Linked DNA regions of Mus musculus: regions 2 and 3 are each linked to region 1. The links are chromatin loops, found by intact Hi-C in ENCODE. Cell type or tissue: left cerebral cortex. All regions are shown on one strand. Each heading gives the region's core, and the rest is flanking DNA. Links, peaks and the distances in the headings are about the cores only.

Region 1 (7,479 bases), core at 1,389-6,388:
GTATATCTTTAAAAGTCTCATCCAATCCTGCTTCTCTGTCACTATATGAATTGGGAGACCACTGGGTGTAAAAGGCAGGAAAGTCATAAGCCAAATGCCTCCAGGGAGCAAGTGGAAAAGGCCAAGAGAATTTTGAAGTTGACATTTCTCTCAAAAGGAGTCCAGAATAAAGAAAAACTGAGGTACTGGGCCATTAGCTCACCAGGACTTAATTAGACATTCATGTGTTTACTCAGAATTGACTGGGCAGCTATGTGTTATGCAAAGTACTTCCAAGTTCTTCGGCCCTTTGTTATGCCCCCTGCACCAAGCACAGAATCCAATACAAAACTTGTACTCAATACATGTCAGTTAAGTCACAGGGTTTCCCAACCTTCCTGATGCTGGGGCCCTTTAATACAGCTCCTCATGTTGCAGTGACCCCCAACCATAAGATTATTTTGTTGCTACTTCATAACTGTAATTTTGCTACTGTTATGAATTGTGATGTAAATATCTGATATGCAGGATAGCTGATATGCAACTCCCAAAGGAGTTGCAACCCACAGATTGAGAACTGCTGTTTTAGAGGCTAGTAGGAGGCACAAGATGTGAACAACTACGGAGGTATTGTAAAAAGCTAGACCTGGGGCTAGAGAGATGGTTCAGTGGTTAATAGCATTAGTTGCTCTTACAGAGGACCCAGGTTTAATTTCCAGCACCCACAATCTGTAACTGCAGTCCCAGGGGATCTGATGCCCTCTTCTGGTCTCTACAAGCAGAGAATGCACACTGAGCACAGATGTGCAGGCAAAACTTCCCTATACATAAAGTTAAAAAAAAAAAGGTTAAAAAGAAGATAAAAAGGATAATCTGCTCATTGCAAACGCCAAGGATAAACTGAGCATTAAGAACAACCAATAAGGGCTGGTGAAATGGCTCAATGGTTAAGAGCACTGACTGTTCTTCCGAAGGTCCTGTGTTCAAATCCCAGCAACCACATGATGGCTCACAACTATCTGTAATGGGATCCAATGGACTCTTCTGGTATGTCTGAGGACAGCTACAGTGTACTTACATATAATAAAAAATAAATAAATCTTTAAAAAAAATGAAGAAGGACCAACAAGGGCTTGGGAGATGGCTCAATAATTAAAAGTACTTTTCGTTCTTCTAGAAGACCCAGGTTTGATTCTCAGCAACTCACATGGCAGCTAACAGTTTCAGTTCAGGGAATCTAGTGCCCTCTTTTGGCCTCCATGGGCACATATGTGGTACACATACATACATGCAAGCAAAAAAAAAAGCCACAGACACAAAATAGAATTTTTTTTAACAAATTAAGGACCACCAAATAAACACAGGAGAGGTGTGAAGAGGTGTTAGCTAATTCAACCTTAAAAATTCAACCAAAGATGAGGGAACAGCATTAGTCAAATCACAGAGACCTGAGTGAGCTGATGATGGCAGCACAAGGCTAACTCAAGTCTGGACTGAGGACAAGGGACTCACAAAAATGAGAGAAGGGGAATCTGTGGACAGAAACAGAAAGACAATGAAAAACATAGGAGCCAGACTGAAGACATGGCTTGGCTCCAGCTATTCAGAGGCTTAACAGAAATACATGGTGGCAACAATCAGGAGGTAATTGTAAGAGGGAACCTCTGTCGGAGGAAAGCCGGAGTCGTGACTATGGTCCATGTCTCTAAACCCCTCTTCTGGCAGGGAACAGTGCATTGAACGATTGAGAGCCATACAATTCTAGGTCTCATCAGCAGGTTCCTTTACAGCTCCTCTCTGATTCCTCATTTCCTCATCTGAGGATAGCAGTAACACCCACCTGGCAAGGGGTTTGTGACAATGAGATAAGACATGGGGCTGCCTGATGGGTAAGAATGTCAAGAATGCTACAGGCTCTGGAGCCCAGCCTGGGTTCCTACTAGCTCTTTTGTAGTCCTGCCACGTATTCACTTAGGGACCTTGGCTGTGTTACCTGAAGTTTCTAGACCTCAGCTTCTTCATCCGTAAAATGGAGTTAATAACAATTTACATAAAGGGATGCATGTGAAGACAGAAGGAATGATTCCATGGGAAGCACATAGAAGGCAGTGTCCAGCACACAGTAAATGCACTAAAAAAAATGTTAGCTATTATTACATAAAGCTGCATAGGATAGTGCCTACCACCCAGAAAGCTGAGACTCAATATGAACAGGGCCTCTTCACCATGCTCCAGGCTTTTACTCTGCCCCCAGCAAATTCAGAGGCCATAGTAGGTAGGTGGACAGAGAAAGAACAGGCAGCGAACGTCAATTGAACACCAAGGGACTGTGCACTTCTTCAAAGCACCTTCCTCTACTGCCCAGGTCCTCAAACAGTGGCCTGGCTCACTTTGGTCCCTCTATCCTCTGAGGAACCCCACCCTTTCGGTTCACTTTGTCCTCTGTACTGTCTATGGCCTGACTAAGCCCGAAACCCTGTCTTCCTGGCTGGTGGGAAGAGGGCTCTGCAAGTGCCAAGAGCATGGTGTTTGCTAAGCCTGGTGGCCCCTCCTGCTCTGTGAACACAGCCAAGAAATATTTGTGGATGACAACAACCCCATTCTTGCCCCAGATCCAGACAGAGAAAGCAAGACTCCCAATTCTCCTTAAACTTAACGTTATCATTTTCTCCCATACCAGCATAATGCTCACAACACGGCAGAGGGGACAATAAATAGTTTCCCTCCTAAAAGGAAAGAGAGACACCCTAGAAAAAGAATCCAGCACGCCAAAGGGGACAGACTTCCCCCAGAGCCTCACCCTGGGATTGCTCTCACGTATTCATTTTCTCAGTAGCCTGGGCCCCTATGGGGAGCATGCTGACAACCCAGCACACGCACATGATGATAGTTCAGCAGTGAAATGGTAGGACTATGCATCGCCCTGGGTGCCAAGAACACCACGCTGGCGTTCTCTAGGTTCAGTATCTAAATGTGAGCTAGCTTGCACAGGGGGGTGGGGTGGGGAGGAGGGAGCAGAGGATAGACAGTTACCACTATACTGGCTTCAACCCACCACTGCATACAGCAGAGATAAAAGCTAGGCCCATGCAGAAAATGTAGGAACAGAGCTCTCTTGGGCACAGGGCACTCAGCAGTGAGTCCTAGCCTCTAGAAATCATTCTATGTGCCAGAACTGTAGTGTGTTGGGGGTGGGGTGGGGGGGGAACCAAGCTTAACAACCAAAAAAAAGATCTCTTTTTAAATCATGGCAGGAGGTGAGAGCTCCACATAAAAAGATCTGAGTATTAGTCAGGATCAACAACTAGTAAGCAAACAACTAAATCCTCATGTAGCAGTGACCAGAAGGAGGTAGGGACTCATGTTGCTTTCTGTCACACTAGGAAGGCCACACCCAGAGCCTGGCAGCAGAGATTCTGGCATTCTGGAACCTGTCCAGAAGAGCAGTAGGGAAGGATGTGGGAGTCCTGGGTAAATGATCCGAATAAGGATGGGTGATGCCCAAAGCAAAGAAGGCCCAGTTCACAGGAACGGGAGCATGTTGTGTTAGTAGCATGACCTCTGATGGACATCACTTCTCAGAGCCCTGGGTTTCTTATGCTGTGACATGATGGTAATGACAGATGCACAAAGGGTTGTTGGGAGAACTGAGTCTGGGGCAGAACAGGCTCCCAACAAGCTACATCTTGACCCAGGCCCTAGTCTTCCTAGTCTGTCCACCAGAGGGAGCCTGGGGCCCAACAGAGCCCAGCCTGTACCAGCTCTGCCTGTCCTCCCCCAATGCTGCAGCCTCAGCTGCTGAACTCCCACCCTGCCTGCCCGCGCTTCCAACAGCAGCCTTCTCACCCACTCCTTACAAACCCAGAACAGGCCTAGCAGGGGAGTCGCTTGCAGCAGCATTGGTTACAGCAATGGCTACAGGTTCTCCTGACACCGGGCAAGGAGGAAGGTGGGAAAGAGGAAGACAGCTGTCTTTTCTTCTCATCAACTCCTCCACTCATTCCAGACCCATCTCTTCTAGTTCAAAACCTGGAGATACCTAAGGCTCTTTTGGCTTTTCCCAGTTCAGTACCTCAGCAGGTCCTGAGGCCAAGACTCCTAGGAGTAGTTAAGCTGTAGGGAACAAATAACATGCCTTTAAGACAGGCAGACTTAGATTCTAGTCGCAGCTCCATTAGCAAATAGTAGCATAACCTTGAATAAGGCCCCTTCATCTTGAAGCCTCAGTTTCTCCCTCTCTAAAATGGAGTTGCTGATGCTCACTGAGTGGGCTGGGCTGTGAAGTCCAAAGGAAGCAATCATAGATAGGCAAGCAGTTAATATGTGGTTGAGAGAAACCCAAAGTGTTATTTAAACCTCTTTATTAGCCAGTAGGAAATGTGATGCAAGGGATTCCAACAAGCAACCTGGAAAGTGTACAAAAAGAAGGAAGGAGTCAGAAGCAGGCCCGCAAGGATGGCAGAAGGGCAAATGGGCTTCCAGCCAGCCAAGAAAATCAGACCTGATGTCTGCAGGGTAGAGAATCTGAGAGCAATGGAATTCGGAAATTGAGAAAGATTCAGGTCTTTTCATTGGGCTTAATGCTCAAATCAGGAACTATATGCTTCCTCCAGCTCTCTCAGACCCCCTTTAGACTTCAACTGGACCACTCAGGCCAGCCACCACCCCCATCCCTTGAGGCAATGTACTGCATCACAACTGGCTAGGTTGAAAAGTTCTCTTGATTTTATCTCAGATGTTCCCTCTGTTCCTGGATCTGCCCCCTGGAGCCATACATATTGAGGTTGCTCCCTCCATCACAGGCCTGACCCCTCTAGAGAAGTCTGCAACCAGGCTCAAGGACCACAATGCCCCATCCAGTCTTTCTCTGCCCCCCATTCTGGGGCTGTCCTTCTACCTCAACACTCAGCTGAGGGTGCACTGCAGTGGAGCCCAGCCAAGCCCTCAAGCTGCAGCTGCTGCTCCTGGGGCCCAGCCATCTCAACCCAGCACCCCAGCCTGCTGCCTCACCATGGGGGAGTTGCAGAGAGCTGTCTCCCGGCAGATTTCCTGAGGCAGAAGGCTTCCCCACCCCCAGCCCAGCCTCCAAGAGACACTCCACTAGTTGTGGCACATGGTAGGACCAGCTGAGCAGTGAGAGGAGGGGGAAGCCTGTCCATTTGCTAAAGGACTTCAGACTTGCTCTTTGGTGTGGTTGGGTTAGTAACATACCCATTGAATCTCAGTTGGCAGTCCCTGGCTTTAAAAAAAATATCTAGGGGAAATCATAGACTGGCAAAAGAAGGGACTCAGTCAAGGTCACAAAGCCAATCTGCAACAGAGCTGGAAGGGGACGCCAGTTCTCCCATCTCCCAATTCAATGTTCTTTTCAGTATAGCAGTAAAGCAATAGGAGGGCCTTTAGGGCATCCCTGTGAGCCTTCGTGCCCTTGACTCACAGCCTAATACATTTATCCCAATCAGCACACAATGGGATCTACATAGGAAAAGTAGATCCTGTCCATGTCCCATCAACTCAGAAAATATTCCTAACCTGTCTCAGACACATGTACAAACCCCAGCACAGGTCTGAAGCTGATCCAACAGATGGGAGATCTATGGACTTCCCTTCCTGGTAGGGCTCTTTAAATGGGTGTTGTTTTTCTTGAAGGGTGGAGACCAGCTGGACTTTGAGAAACTAACCAAGGGCCTAGCCTCCATCTTTGCTCCCCCATCTTTGCCACCATCACCCCCCCTCCCCATGCCAAGATGTGCTGCAGTTCCATTCTGGTCCCCACCTGCCTCGAGACGAGATCACCCCCCCCCAAAAAAAAAAGGTGTGTAGGAGTGTTTCTCTCTTTAGGGGGCTTGAGTTGATACCACCTCTGTCTAAAAATTATTTAATCCATCCTCTGGAAAGGATACAGCTAGGGGCTGAAGAAGTGGAGGGAGGTAGTGGGAATTGCTTTAGTCTCTAACTGGCTTTGGTTCTACAGGGAAAAGAAGCCCGCACTCGTCTGACCAAACCAATGTGTGGTGGCTAGGGAAAGCATGTCAGCCGGTTGAGGAGAACCTTCTCCCGATTGGGACAGGCGAAGCAGGAAATGGGATCAGGCATGGGCTTCATATACTTTATCTGCCAGCTAAGTTGGAGAGGGATCTAGAGGGAAAGGAATGGGTGGGGTGGGGGCCGCAAACACATTCCTTACTTTCTCTGGAGGGTTGTAGCCGGGCTGGTGCTGGTACTGGTGCTGTGACCTCCGCCAGCGCCAGGACTGGAGCTTCTGGATGCGCCACGACTCAACTGGCCCCGCTCCCGCGGTGGCCGCTGCCCCACGCCCACCGCCGCGGAATAGCCGGCTTCCTTCTCGCGGCCCGGGTGCGCTGGCCCAGCCTCCCTCCCGCCACGCTCGCGACCCAGGGCTGGGTTCTCATGGTGCAGGTGGCATTGGGCCACGTCGCGCTCGCGGGCTGTGTAACCGGTAGTGTCCTGAAGTTGATAGGAGGCTTCTCGCTCCTTATCCCGATAGATAGCTTCCCGGTTCTGGTAAGCGCCATCCCGGTTCGGGTAGCCCACGTCCCGGGACGCCTGGTGGAACTGGCTCTCCCGCAGCTCGCGGTGGTGGAACTGGGTCTCACGCAGGTTCTGGTACTGGCTTTCGCGGCCAGGACTATCCCGTGCGCCAAGGGGGTCCCGGTGCAGTTCCCCACGGTGCAGCTGGCTCTCCTCCCGCAGGTCGCGGTTCTCCTGGGTGAGCTGGTCCAACTGGCCCTCCAGCTCTTCTATGCGCCGCCGCTGGGTCTCCAACAGCTGCTGCTGACTCTCGATGATGTTGTTCAGCTCCAGCAGGTACTCCACCGCCCGGTTGGGGCTCTCAGATCCCGGGCCACCCGGAGGACCGGACCCCGCCTCCATCCTGGCGGCCCAGGGACAGGGGAACGGGCAGGAGAGCCCAGTCCCCGCTCGCTCACGGCGCCACCCTCCCCCGGGCCCAGCCGGGGGAGGGGGCCGGCGGGACGCGAGGGCGCGCACCGGGCTCGGGGGCCCGGGGGCCCTAGGGGGCCCGGGAGACAGCGCTGGGGCCGGCGGCACGGGGCGCAGGAGCTAAGGCTACCGCCGCCGCCGCCGCCGCCGCCACCACCACCGCCACCGCCACCGCCAGGGCTCGGAAGGACGCGGCCCACGGCGCTCCGCCCGCTGCGGAGTCACTGCGCAGCGCGGCCGCGCGGGACCGCCCCGGCCGCCGGCCCGCCCCCCGCCCCTGCCCCCACCCAGCTCTCCCGACCCGCCCCCGCGCGCCCCACCTGCAGTCGCCACCAACACCCTAGCTGGACCAGCCCCAAAGCACTGGCACCTCAGCTGGATGCCAGCCTTAGCTCAGCCTGCAGGAGATATCTCCATTCCAACTGTCCTGGGGTCTTCACCTAACAGCCTAATGAAGTCCTCCAACCTATTCTAATATGCACTGGCCCAACAGGCCCAAGACCCAAGCCGTCAAAACACCCAGCCCAGGCAGTCTCC
Region 2 (7,479 bases), core at 1,166-6,165, 58 kb after region 1:
TGCTAGAGGAAGTTTTTCACTAGGGTCAGGCTTTAAGATTAAAAACTTTGTGACACTTTCGATTTGCCTCTCTTTGTTTCATGTTTGTGTTTGAAGATGTAAGCTCTCAATTTCCTGCTCTTGCTGCCATGGCTTCCCACCATGATAGATTGTTATCCTTCTGGAACCATAAGTCCAGATAAACCCTCCCTTCCTTCTATAAGTTGATTTTGGTCATGGTGCTTTATCATCTGCAGGAAAGTAACTAATAAAAGGGGCAGGCAAAATAATAGTATTTCTCTCAGAGGGTTCCTCATTTTACACCTTCAGTGCCTGTTTTGGTTATAATCTGATTGATTTGGATTAATAAGCCATCATACCCTGGATCAGATGACCTAGGACACACCTTTTTCTAGATAACCCAGGTTGTGAATTAGTAGAGAGGTTGTAACAGGTAACAGGTAACAGGTGATATGTCCCAGGTTCTCTTGAATGTGAGCAGGCAGTCATGAAACTGAATGCAAATTTTACTGGTCATCAATTCATTTCTGTATTTAGATTCATTTAATGAATGTTCATTGACCATTCCTCTGGCAAGTCCTGGACTTTTCTAGAAACAGGGTCATTGTCTCAAGGAGCTTTCAATCTGATAGGTCATTGAGCCCCAGACATTAGAACCTTGCTGTGTAAGGGGCAAAGAGGAGCTTGAAGGACTGTGAGAACCCAAAGGAAAGAACCGAGCCCACTGAGGAATCAATGTAGGCTGATTACATTTGGACAGCTGAGTTTACTGAGTTGGGGGAGTCAGTGTGAAAGGCCTTTAATAATAATAATAATAATAAACATTGCAAAGATAACTAGAATAGAAAAAGCCTGGAACATTGTAGGAAGAAATTGTTAGTTCAGTGGTGTGAGGCCAAAAATGGCAAAGGATGTCTTGGTGTTTGACAGAGGACAAAATTATGGATGGCCTTAGTTACTAAAGAAAGAAGTAGAACATCATCTTGTGGCGAATGAGGTATTACAGAAGGAAAGAACACATTGGCTTATGTCAGTAGCCTCACATTGCTACTGTACAGCATATTAATCTAAAGACAGTCTAGAAGCTAGGTTGTAGAATTCTGGTCATTGGTGTGAGGGACATTACAACCAAATCAGGGCAGTGACAGAGGATGACTGGTAGACTTGACAGACAGGGGGAAAACAACTGGACCTGTTGGGATCAGCTATGATGAGACAGAGTTTGTCCTGTACATAAGACAGAGGGCAGAGTAGGGTATGCTACATGGGCATAAATGTAAGAAAAACATGCACCAGAGAAACTCTAAGGGATATGGGATAGGACAGGCAAAAAGACCTTTCTGGAGGAGGAGGGATTCAGGTTAAGACTCACTGTGTGACTTTGGTCAATCATGTTGTATTTTTCTGGTCCTTTAGTTTCCACTTGCTAAGTCAGAAGACAGAGACAAACTATGAGGACTGCATTACATAAGAGGATGCTAAGGGCTGGCAGGATGGCTCAGCACTTACAATGCTGCCTGATGATCTGAGGTCAAGCTCAGGACCAACATGATAGAAGGAACAAGCAAGTCCAATAGTTGTCCTCTGAACTTCACATGTGCTCCATAGCATATATGTACACACACACACACACACACACACACACACACACACACACACACACACACGAAAGAATGCTCAGGAAGTGCCTAGCTCTGTGGATGACTTAGGTCAGGATGAGTGGAGTTGCATGGCATTTACCCAATACTGCCCTTGCTCCAGGCAGGAGGGTACATTGATGGCAAATCTCTATGGCACTCTTGATGGGATTTGGAATTACTTAGGAGACATATTTAGGTATATCTGTAAGGAAAATTCAGAGAGGATTAACTGAGGAGGAGGAGGAGGAAGAGGCACCCTGAATGGGAGTACATCTGCCATCCTATAGGTTGGAGTTCCAGACTAAGTAAAATGGAGAAAAGAGTACAACAGCTGGAATATCAGCATCATCTCTCCTGGGTCATGACTGTGGGTGCAATGTGAGCCACCACCTCATTCTTTTGCCACCACGCCTTCCCTGTACCTTCACACAGTGAGCCAGAATAAATTCTCTCATCTTAAGTTGCTTTTGTTGGGTATTTTGCCACAGTAATGAGAAAAGTGGCTAATACAGACATCCCCGCATGTGACTGAAGGGGTTACAGAGAAGGGGGTATGTGACCAGAACATGCGTGCTTTTGAAGGGCATCAAAGGCCAAGGCATTTGAAGTAATATTGCCAGGGGAGGCTCTATCTTGGCACTAAGCACAGAGGTTTAAGAGATCTACAGTTTCAATCTCAGAACTGCTGTGTGATGCCTAGTCAGTTGTAAACCACTCTGGGTCCTAGTTTCCCATAGGAACAACAACAAAAAGGCGGGTGTGTATTGTGGGGGAAATGGACAAATTGCTCTCAAGGGCTCACTTATTCCAGGTGCTTCAGTTCCATCTCACAAAATGCTTTTAGGGGAGGGGGCTAGTACTCTCTCTGTCCTGACTTGTCTATGGCCTTGAGCCAGCTGCTGGACCTCTCTCAGCCTATTTCCACATCTGAGATATCAGGAGATCGGGGAGGAGAGGCCCGTCATCCAATGATTCTCCCCAGAGGATGCTCACCCTCTTCTGCAGCTGAAAAGCTTTGGGCAAATCAGAGGAAAGTGAGACACTGGTCACAGATGAACCCCTTTCCACATCTTCTGTCTTCTCCCACTGCCCTCCCCGCCCCACTGTCAGGAGCTTGCAGCACTGGCTCGCTTGCCAAACTTGTTGCCATGACAACGGGTTACAAATAACTCAGATGCCTGCAAAGATATTAACCCAAGAGCTGCTGGGCCAAGGGCTTCTTGTTCCTTTCCCAGACCAGACTAAGGGAACAGTGCCACAAATTCTTTAGGATCAATTCTCTCCCCTGCTGACAGGCCTGCCAAGGTTCCTCAGTGTCACAAGAATAAGACCTGGCAATCCAGGTCCTCTGAAAACCTGATTCAAATCTTTCCAATCTTATTTCCCACTCGCCCCCATTAAGAAGTGATCGCTCCTATTTTTGACACCTGCTGTCTGACACGCCTAGTTTTGGATGCTTTATATGCAATATCTATGAAAATCTCCCCCAAACTTCTATTAGGTAGAAGGTATTGTCTCACCTGAGACTATATGCTGCCTGAGACATTTACAGTAAGGATTGGGGTTCATAGATATGAGGAATTCAAACTCAAATCCCTAGGATTCCCAAACCCAGGCATTTTGTCTTGCCCACATTTTGTCTTGGTTCACAAATGTAGGTCTACATAATTTGTATGTCCAGATAAACTGTGGGCTCTAAATTAAATCTAAAGTTAAAACTCTAGATTCAGAGGCAGGCAGATTTCTGAGTTTGAGGTCAGCCTGGTCTACAGGACAGCCAGAGCTACACAGAGAAACCCTGTCTCGGGGAAAAAAAAAAAAAAAAAAAAAAACCTCTAGATTCTAACATTTAGTCAAGATGGTGAAATACAGCTGGGCACAGTGACATACATCTGTAATCCCAGCTACTTAGGAGGCTGAGACAGAAAGATCAAGAGTTCAAAGCCAGCTTAGACAATTTAGTGAGGTCCTTTCTCAAAAAGAGAAGAAAAAAGTGTGTTGGGCATGTTGGTGCACTCCTTTAATCCCAGCACAGGAGGTAGAGGCAGGCAGATCTCTAAAAATCTCAAAATATCTTTTTAAAATGTGGAAAAAGACCTGGAGAGGTGGTTCAGTAAAGAAACTTGTTGTTAGTCCAAAGGACTCATGCTCAACTCCCAGCACCCATATGGTGGCTCACAACAGTCTATAACTCCAGTTTCAGGGAATCAGGCACCCCATTCTAGCCTTCATGTACCAAGTATGCATCCAGTACACTTGTATACATGGAGACAAGAACACTTAGATACATAAAATAAAAATAAAATATTTTTAAATATGCAAATGCTTATCTAATTTCTAAGACTCCAGAATACAAAAGTAGAAGAATCAAGGATACATAATCATGCCTCACTCTTTTGGCTAAGAACAAGTATAGATCAAGGACAGGAGTCACAACTCCAAAGTTTCCATCAGGGGGAAAGGAATGTCAACAATTTACTGGCAAGCAGAAGGTGGGTGGAAGGAGTGATAACTGAGAAGCAGGGCAGAGAAAGGCATGGGCTTCATCCATACCTGGGTAAGGATCCACAAGGAGAGAGCTGATGAACTGTACTACATCCAAGAGGACAGAGAGGTTCTCTGACTGTGGGAGCCAGATGTCAAGTTCCGAGCAGGGTAAAGTCCTTGTTGTAATGGGATGAGGTGGCTGAATGGTTAGAGCAGTGGCCTGCTAACACTTGGAGCTCCTGGTCTTCCTGCACTTCCCTTTATCACTCTCATGGCCCTGAGTAGAAATGACAAGAACCCAATACCTATACTCCGGTAAATATCAGGGGCTTTCCAAGCAATTATACTGCGAAGGCCTCTACTATATTGAAATGCCCCCTAATGGATTGTGTAAGTAAGTCCCTGCTGAGTCACCTCAAAGGGTAGACCCGACAGACCCCTGCCACCTGCACTGGGCTCCAAATCAATCCACTGTTTTAACTGAAGTAATAGAGGTGGTGTGTGTGTGTGGGGGGGGTTGAGACATCTACCTTATTGAAATGTATTAATTGATGCTTCAAATTGCTATGGTGAAGAATCACAGTGGGTCATTAGTTAAAAGATTTTTTTAGGGCTGGAGAGATGGCTCAGGTCAGAGCATATACTGCTTTTCTAGGAGACTGAGTTCTCAAGTTCAACTACCAGAACTCATCAGCCACTTCACAACAGCCTGTAACTCCAGCTCCAGGGAATCCATCACTTTGGCCTCTGCAGATGCACATAGCACCCCCCCCCACATACACACATAATTAAAAATAATAAAAATAAATCTAAAACGTCCTTTCAGCTTCAAGTAACAAAAATCCTGACTGACAGTGGCTTAAACACATTGCAGCTTTATTTATTTTCCCAATTAACTGTAAGTGTATTATGGATTCAGTTGCATGACCAGGAAATGAATTCCTACTAACGTTTTTAATAATGTCTGCATGCTTGGGCTAATTTCTTCATGGTGCCAAGATGGCTGTCATGGGTCTCAACCACATGATTATATTCAAATCAGAAAGGAGACAAGTCAATCACCTGTTTTTCTTTGCTCAGAAAATAAAAGGATTTTTCAGAAAGCCCCCAGAAAATAATTCATTGGTCATAGGCAAGTCATATAGCCAGTCTTAGCTGCAAAGAAGTCTAATGAAGTAAATGACCCTCAGTCTCTGAGTGGCAGCTGCTGCTGAAGATAGGATTGGGAGTTGTAAGTGACAGAAAAATGACCAAACCAGGTAATATGGCTGAAAGTAGTTACTGCTGCAGAACAAGACTAGCCCTAGGAGTAAGTGGAATAGAGCTGGAGAGATGGCTCAGTGGTTAAGAGCACTGACTGCTCTTCCAGAGGTCCTGAGTTCAATTCCCAGCAACCACATGGTGGCTCACAACCATCTGTAATGGGATCCAATGCCCTCTTCTGGTGTGTATGAAGACAGTTACAGTGTACTTATATACATAAAATAAATAAGTCTTTTTAAAAAAGAACAAAAAGAAATGTTTCCAAGGAGTGAGTGGGACAGGGTAGTGTTAGGTTTTATGTGGTATCTTTTAGCACTACTCTGCTTCTTAAAACTACATGTATTGTCTGAAGAGATGGCTCAGCAGTTACTTTTGCTATTCTTATAGAGGACTTGGCACCAACATGGCAGGCAGCTCATAAATCACTGGAACTCAAGCTCCAACATCCTCTTCTGGCCTCCACGTGCACCACATACATACACACACACACACACACACACACACACACATGTAAAAAGCTTATATAATAAAAGGCAACCTTTAAAAATAAACAAGCCAAAATCCAGGCAGCTGGCTATGGTGGTGCATGCTTTTAATTCCAGCACTTGTAAGGCAGAGGCAGGTGGATCTCTGTGAGTTTGATGTTTGATGCAAGCCTGGTCTACAGAGTAAGTTGCAGGGCAGCCAGTGTGAACTTATCTCAAAAAAAAAAAATACTATGTGTCCAACAGATCCAATTCCCTCTTTTGACCACAACAGGCACTGCATACATGTGGTGCACAGCCATACATGCAGGCAAACACCCATACATGTAAAAGGAAATTAGTAAGTTTTTAAAACAAACAAAAAACAAAACACCCCAAAGCAAAAATTACTTCAACAACTGAACAGCAAAAGCTACACACACTGAATTACTTTGATAAAAAGAAAAATATATAATATAGAGTTTCCAATGAAGAAAACCATAAAATCTGGACCATTTCTCTGTCTCCGGAACAGTGGATGCCAATTCATCATGAAAGGATGCTTACCAGAATAGGTCCTTCAGATAGACTGAGCTATCTCAGGGGTTCACTCATGAGCCATAGATAAAAGTGTGCTATTAGTGTGAATGTACTCAGCTATTAAAAACAATAAATCTATGAAATTCTTAGGCAAATGTATGGATCTGGAGGATATCATCCTGAGTGAGGTAACCTAATCACAAAAGAACACACATGATATGTACTCACTGATAAGTGGATATTAGCCCAGAAACTTAGAATACCCAAGATACAATTTGCAAAACACATGAAACTCAAGAAGAACGAAGACCAAAGTGTGGATACTTCGTTCCATCTGAGAATGGGGAGCAAAATACCCAAGGAAGGAGTTACAGAGACAAAGTTCAGAGCAGAATCTGAAGGAATGACCATCCAGAGACTGCCCCCACTTGGAGATCCATCCCACAAACAACCACCAAACCCAGACACTAGGCAGTTGCCAACAAGATTTTGCTGACAGGAGCCTGATATAACTGTCTCCTGCGAGACTCTGCCAGTACCTGGCAAATACAGAAGTGGATATTCACAGTCACCCATTGGACGGAGCGTGAGGTCCCCAATGAAGGAGCCAGAGAGCTAGGGAGCTGAAGGGGACTGAAGCCCCATAGGAGGAACATCAATATGAACTAACCAGTACCCCCAGAGCTCCTTGGAACTATAACACCAATCAAAGAAAACACATGGTGGAACTTGTGGCTCTAGCTGCATATGTAGCAGAAGATGGCCTAGTCTGTCATCAATGGGAGGAGAAGCCCTTGGTCCTGTGAAGGCTCTATGCCCCAGTATAGGGGAATGCCAGTACCAGGAATGGGAGAGGGTGGGTTGGGGAGTGGGGGGGGGTTAGGGGATTTTTGGAGGTAAAACTAGGAAAGGGGATAACATTTGAAATGTCAATGAAGAAAATATCTAATATATATATATAAAGTGTGGCTCTATATAGCAGTTTCAAGGATTGACTGTGGTTACACAGTCCCTATACAATGTCGTATTAGCTCCATGACTCCTGGCAGCTCTTTCCTTCTCTATGAAGTGAATTCAAACCTGTG
Region 3 (7,479 bases), core at 1,166-6,165, 95 kb after region 1:
GTGTGCCCTCCAATTTCATGCTGGATTTTGTTTTGCCGTTTTAAAAATTATGTGTATGCACCTGTGTATGAGTTTGTACACAAGAATGCTGGTGCCAAGTGGAGGACAAAGATGTCGGATCCCCAGGAGCTGGTATTATAGATAGTTAGAAGCTGCCTGAGATGGGTGCCAGGAATGAAAAGTCGGGTCCTCAGCATGAGCAGTAGCTGCTTTTGACCATGCTAGAAAATTGACTGCCTTGCAGTTATACAGAACCACAGGCACCGTGTGTGCATATGCATGTGCATGGCCTTGTATGCATGTGCATGTGAATGCAGGAACCCAGGAAGGCTAAACGTGCCAGATCTCCCTGCAGCTGAAATTAGACTCTTAAGCCATCCAACGCAGGTGCTGGAAACCACACTCTGTCCTCCTGCAAGAACAGTAAGCATTGCTGAACCATCCATCCTTCTAGTCATCTATATAAACAATCTTAAGGACAGAAATACGTGGCCATCTCTATATACTATATAGATACAGAAAAGGTATTGACCACAGTTCAACATGACCTCAAGATAAAAGTCCTGGAGAAATAAACAAATGAAACATACCTCAAAACAATAAATAATATATATGACAAACATATGGCCACATCATAATAAATAATGAAAACCTAAAAATATTTCCTCTAAATTTTGCCGTGAGACATGGAAGTCAGCTCTCAACATTCTTACCCAATGTTGTGCAGAAAGTCTTGCTAGAACAGTAAGGTAAGAGAAAGCTATAAAAAGGATTTTAAAAAAAGCAAACAAGTGAAATTACTCAATATTTGCAGAAAATATGATCTTGTTATTATTATAACCAGAATAAGTTATTAACTGCATATATTCTACCAGAAAACTTTTACATTCAATAAACACTTTTAGTAATGTTACAAGATACAAAATCAACATTCAAAAATTAGTAGCTCTCATATATACATACCAACAACAAGCTTTCTGAGACAGAAATTAGGAAAACCATTCCATGCACAATAACTACCCCCAAAATAAAGTACTCCGGACTAAGGATGTAAAGACCTAGGCATGAAAAGAGTAAGGTACTTAAAGAAGACACAAAACAACAGAGAGACTTTCTAAGCGTCGACAAGCAGAATTTATGTGCAAAAATGGCTTTTATTACTAAAAGTAATCTACAGATTCAATGCAATTCCCATCAAAATTCCAATGGCATTCTTCACAGAACTAGAAAAAAATCTAAAAATCAATATAAAAGCACAAAAGACAACATACAGCCTAAGCAGTCCTTAGTGGAAGGAACACTGCTGAAGGTATTAAATGTATGACTTACAATCGTAGTTCACTAGTTAAGGAGCAGTTGATAGCTGCTGGGAGAGAGGGAGTCAGTTTTCTCTAAGGGTGTGGCCCCTAGTAGGCTGATCATACTGTAGTAAAAGGCCACAAATCCAAGAACATCTAGGCAGCACTGACTTTACTTGCTGGGGTTATAAAAAGAGGAAGAAGAAGAAGAAGAAGGTGACACCAAGTTTGGTGGGTAGGGAAAGAAGGTGGGACCTGAGAAGACTGAGGAGAGGGGTGAATATGACCTAAAACATTCTACATACATTTTTCAAAGAATTAAGAAAAAAGGGATATCACTGGGCAATAAAAACAAACTACATGTTGGCACAAAACAAACAGGTAGCCCAAAAGAGCCAAGACAGAAGACCCAGAAATAAACTCACTTCTATGGTCACCTAATTTTGACAAAAGCATCAAAAATATATACCGAAAAATGTATCTCTCATCCTAAACAAAAATCATTTCAAATCATATGAAAAGACTTACTTTAAAACCCCAAACTCTGAAGACATTACAGGAAGATACAAAGAACATGCTTGAAGTTACAGATATAAGCAAGAACTTTCTATACAGGAGTGAAATAACAGAATATAGTCCTAAGAATCAACAAATGGGACATGAAACTAAAAACCTTCTGCACAGCCAGAGAAACCAACAGCAGAAGAAACAGCCTACATACAGAACGGGAGAAAATCTTTGCCAGTTAAGCCCCAGACAGGGGATTGAGATCTAGAATATATAATTACAAAAAGTAAAAACCCCGAGCCACAAAACTACCAGTCAATAAAAGAGTTAATGCAATAAACAGATAATTCTCAAAAGAAGAAACACAATGGCCAGAAAATATTTCAAAAGGCCCAGCAGATGCTCAGTCAATAGGGGCACTTGTCACCAAACTGGAGTTCAAAGTCCAGAGCCTACAAGGTAAAGGAGAGAACTAACTCTAGGAGGTTGTCTTCCGACCTCCACACATCAGTGTATGCACATATAATAAAAAACAAACATAATAAATAGATTATGATCAAGAAAACAAATAACAAATGCTGGTGAGGCTGTGGGAAAAAGCACTTTATTCACTGCTACTAGGAAAGTAATTACTGCCATTAAAGAAATCGTTATGGCCCCTCAAAAAATTAAAGCTATCTGGGCATGGTGAGGTGCACCTTTAATTCTAGTACTTGGGAGGCAGATGGGAGAAGATATCCATGAGTTTGAGGCCAGCTTGGTCTACATAATGAGCTGTAAGAAATCCAGGGCTACATAGAGACTATCTCAATCCATCACCCCCTCAAAATAAACAAAAACATAAATATAGAGCTAACATATGACCCAAACTCTTGGGCATACATTCCAAGGACTCTAGATCCTGACACACTCATGCTCACTGTTGCACTATTCACAACTGCAGGGGAATGGAACCAGACTAGACGTCCTTAAGCAGAAGAACGGATAATGAAAATGTTGAATGCATCAATAATAGAGTTTTATTCAGCTGTTATGAAAAACGAAATTGGGAAATTTTCAGGAAAATGGATGGAAGTGGAGCCCAATCTCAGACAAAGATTCCATGTTTTCTCTCATTTTCAGTGTTTATACATGTGTTAATAAGGTTTGGGGAAGTAGTGTAGACTGTAAAACTAGATAGGAGACCACAAAAGGTATTGAGAAAAGAAGCTCATGCAGGGGTGGGGGTGTAATGTGATATCAAAGTGAGGGTGGGAGGGCACAAAGGAGGAAGGAGACGGAGAGAACAGGGGCGGGAGAGAAAGACACCCCAAATTTTGTTAGAGAAATGCCATAATGGAAAAAAAAAACTACACTGAAAAGTCACAGACATTTAACAATAAAGAACTTAAGAAAGAACTTAGGAAGAAAGAAAGAAAGAAAGAAAGAAAGAAAGAAAGAAAGAAAGAAAGAAAGAAAGAAAGGAAGGAAGGAAGGAAGGAAGGAAGGAAGGAAGGAAGGAAGGAAGGAAGGAAGGAAGGAAGGAAGGGAAGGGAAGGAAGAAAGAAAGGAAGAAAGAAAGCAAGCTCTGTTTGAAGAACACTACAAATTGTTATGGAATAGTCTGTAGAATAGGCTTTCAAATGAAAATGAAAAGTAAGAATAGTTTACTATTATCTAAAAGGAGAATATGAATGTTATTGCACGTAAACATATTTGTGTTTTAAAACCGCAACAAAAGGGCAATGTAAAAACTAATTAAAGAGTGACCTACTGATGAAGAGAAGGAAACAGAAATAGAAGCCAAAACTCTCTTCATGTACCCTGCTTTATACTTTTGATTTTAGAACCTTATGATGCTGCTTGGTTATAAAACAAAACTAAACAGACATATGAGAAAGGTTAGGTTAAAAAAATTATTGGGGAACAAGATGTTCACAAGATGACAAAGCAACCACTCTGAAAATTCTTTGCTAATTAATGGCAAAACAAAAGTGTATGCTTAGCAATGAGGAGCCTGGCAATTGACACTTAAACAGCATCATTAGTTAATAATGATAAGATGAACTTCATGGTGAAATACAATATAAACATACTGCTTCTGCATCCCAAGGGCTATAACTACAGGTGTGTGCCCTCACTCCTGGCTTTAGAGTTGAACTACCTTACTGTCTGTGTTTTTTACAAGGCTCAGGGAAAAAAAAAGAAAGAAAAAGAAAGTGTACGTGTAATAGAGAGAGAAGGAGAGGGAGAGAAGAGAGATGAGAGAAAGCAAAGATGGTAAAATTGGGTTAGCAAGTTGGCTCAGACTGACAACTCAAGTTTGATCCTCAGGATTCACACAGTGGAAGAAGAGAATTGGCTCCATATATGACTTGTACACTCATACTATGGTATTCACACACACATCATATACACACATAAACCTTATTTCAAAAAATTGTTAGGAAATAAGATTTCTGGTAAAAATAAGAGTCTCAAATGTAAGTACAATGATGTTAAACTGAAAATTTCGATTTTAATCAGAGGTATCAATATGAACTCTGTAATAATTTTCTTTTTCCCTCAAAATAAAAATAAATTAAAAAAAATAAAATGTATTTGGTGGCCCAAATCTACTGAGGAGTTCTAGAAACACTAACCAGTCAGCTATCTTGAGCAGTCAAATGCTCATATTAAATAAATACATTATTAAATAGTAGTGTTTTCCACTGAACAAGAGTCAAGAGCTTCTCATTCCTCCTTGGGGTGAGAAATCCAGAAGATGAGCCTAGTCATATCAGGAACTTAGAGAGATGAACAAAGACTACAAAGGGTGAATGCACCCCACCTCCCGCCCCAGCTAAAGACAGAGCACCAAGAATTACAACAGACTGAACACTGCATATGTACTTAAACCCATACACTCACAATGACTGAGAGTGCTGAGAATGCCAAGAAAGCAACCCAGAATTGTGTGCAGAAGTGACAATGAAAGGAGAGTTAAGCTGCCTTTCCTATGTAACTGGACCTCAGGGTTACCAAGTAACAAGATGAAACTTCTCTATTTTGGCTAATAAAAAAAAATTAAAGGCTAAGATGTCCATCTTCCAATTGGGACCAATGAAATGATATATTCCTAGGTGGAGATCTCATAAGGAGACCCTACAGATTCCCTGAAGTATATATACTGCCCCTGGGAAGCACAACACCCACCCTACATTGAGAACCACTGCTGTACACAATAAGGACTTTTGGAAAATAAAACCACCTACCATTCCTACAGCTCAAAATATTAACATTAATTCTAACATCAAAACTCAATATTGAATTCTTGTTTTATAAATTATTTCTCAAAGGCTTTACAAAGCTGAATTCAAATAAGGTGCAACTTCTGAATTCCCCCCTCTAAGTGTTTTCTCTATCCCGTTTCTCTGCAGTGGGTTTATGCACACATTTTGGACTGACTGGTTTCTTGGTCTGTACCCAATGATATTTTCTTTGCTCTACTAGGGATTAAGCCAAGGGCACTGTATGTAAGTACTCTATCACTGAGAAATATCTCTAGTCCTCTTTTGCCCTTTGAAACCCGCCCTCCCACCACCCCCGCCCCCATCCAGCTGCTCAGGAGACTGAGATAGGAAAACTGATTGTGCCCAGGAGTTTGAGGCCAGCCTAAGCAAAAGATGAGACCCTGTCTCAAATAAAATGAAAAAGATAAGAAGAAAGAAAGGTTCCCACAGACTACACTTGGGCAGCTGCATCTGTGCTTTACTTTATTGGTTGCTTTGGCATCAGTGTTTCTCACACAATCAGGTCTGTGGTTTCCCAAACTGAACTGAAAATATCTTTTTAAAAATATTATTAGTAGAGGCTGGAGAGATGGCTCACCAGTTTAAGATCATTTGTTGCTCTTGCAGAGGACCTGGGTTTGCTTCTCAGCACCTATATGGTGTCTTACAACTGCCGGTAACTCTAGTCTGACGGGATCCAATGACCTCTTCTGACCTCCATAGTCAGTGCACATGAACATGGTACACATACATACAAGGACATAAAATAAATACAGTCTAAAAAAGTTATTCCTGTTACTAAATGTGTAGTTTTTTCTTGTTATTATTCCCTCAATACAGTATAGTAACTATTTACATTGCATTATGCATTATAACTAAGCTAGAGATGATGTGAAGTATCAGGAAGCCAAGTGTGGTGGTGCATGCCTTTAATGCTAGCACTTGGGAGGCAGAGACAGATGGATCTCTGAGAGTTTAAGGCCAGCCTGGTCTACATAGAGAGTTTCTAGGCATCCAGGGCTATCCAGTGAGATCCTGTCTCAATGAATAACTAAATGAATGATAAATAAAGCATGAGGAAGAATCTGTTTAAGTTACATAGGAATGCTAGAGCATTTTTATATAAAGGACTTGAGTCTAGAGGAGGGGTTCCTAGAACTACTCTGAGAGCAGTGAGCATGTGCAAGGAACTGTGTCATGACAGCAAATAGCTATTGACATGATGCAGTGATGTACCTACCACACACTCCTACATTCTTACTACCAAAACCAAGAAAGAACTCAAATTCAAACTCTCTCTATATACCAGTTTATAGGAAATACGGGGAATGAAGAACATAATTAAGTAATATCACAGAGATATAATTAGTCAAATCTAGAAGGCAGAAAATCCTATAGGACCAATGCTATGGTTTCTTCCACAAATAGAAGGAAACAAACAAAAAAAGAAACAGAGAGAGAAGAAAAGTTATAGATTAGCAGAAACCGATCTTAATATGTGGACCTTAATATTTTGTCCTGGTCAGTCTTTTACCAACTTGGCCCAAGCTAGAGTTATCTTGGAAGAAGAACCTCAATTGAGAAAATTTCTCCATTAGATTGCCTGTAGGTATCTGATGTGGGAAGGTCCAGCACACTTCAAGCAGTGCCACCTCTGGGCATGTGGTGCTAGGCTCTCTAAGAAAGCAGGCAGAGCAAGCCATGAGAACAAGGCAGTAAGCAGCAGCCCTCCATGGCTCTGCATCAGCTCCTGCCTCCAGGTGCCTGCTCTTCTTTGAGTTCCTTCCTGGGCTTCTCTCAATGATGGACTGGTACTAGGACACAGCCAAACAAACCCTTTTCTTCCCAAGACGTTTTTGATCAGTGTTTTATCACAGCAATAAAAAAGCAAACGAAAACACACTTGAATACTGACTTTGATATAGACAATGCAAAAACACTTACTGCATACTAGATAGAACAAAGTAATGCTTGTTTATTTGTAAGAACCTCATATTCTGTAGATATATATTAAGGTAATTATGAACAGAACAATGCTTCAAATCTGCTTTACGATAGTCCCATGGTGGGGATTATAAAAAACAAGATTGACTATACGTAACTAAGTGCTGAAGATGGGTGGTAGGTGCCTGACATTCATTACATCATTTTCCTTACTTCTATATATATTTGAAATTATTTATAAATTAAAAAAAAATCAGATCTCCCTGGACATAATGATAAAGAATATACTACAAAGTAGAAAATATTTTGGAGATTAGTTCCTATAGGAACTTGTGTGTCTGCACTACGGATATGATATAGCAACAGTAAGCAATCAAACAAGCAAGAGAGAATGCCTAATGTATTTACGAGGCAAAATTGACACAACACAGTAATTAGTAATTAGACAGAGTAAGAGAGGGAAAGAGTCAAGAATGAAG

The links. Peaks named below come from ENCODE experiments on the same cell type or tissue, not always from the same donor. Only the 100,000 strongest peaks of a DNase experiment are listed, where the experiment ranks them.
Region 2: a loop joins it to region 1, with 5 times the contacts of the local background. A loop is called at or near these places in 2 of 42 quality-filtered maps.
Region 3: it touches region 1 in a loop (2.6-fold over the local background); 9 of 42 quality-filtered maps call a loop at or near these places.

The regions. Positions count from the first base shown.
Region 1 is chrX:152,143,867-152,151,345 of GRCm38, reverse strand. It overlaps Iqsec2 (IQ motif and Sec7 domain 2), which reads right to left and starts at 7,078. Exons shown (of 15, transcript NM_001114664.2): 1 at 6,167-7,078. The coding sequence starts at 6,873. In left cerebral cortex, for the core only: a CTCF peak has its summit at 3,701 (motif pointing right); DNase peaks (open chromatin) are centred at 4,412, 5,032, 5,607, 6,035 and 4 more places; H3K4me3 peaks cover 4,298 bases; H3K27ac peaks cover 3,736 bases.
Region 2 is chrX:152,085,311-152,092,789 of GRCm38, reverse strand. No RefSeq gene overlaps it. Among named protein-coding and RNA genes, the nearest start is that of Gm15266, 22 kb to the left of the region's middle. In left cerebral cortex, for the core only: no CTCF peak of the experiment used is centred there; DNase peaks (open chromatin) are centred at 2,767 and 3,253; H3K27ac peaks cover 729 bases.
Region 3 is chrX:152,048,261-152,055,739 of GRCm38, reverse strand. All of the region lies in intron 19 of Smc1a (structural maintenance of chromosomes 1A), which reads right to left. Among named protein-coding and RNA genes, the nearest start is that of Smc1a, 36 kb to the right of the region's middle. In left cerebral cortex, for the core only: no CTCF peak of the experiment used is centred there; no DNase peak of the experiment used is centred there.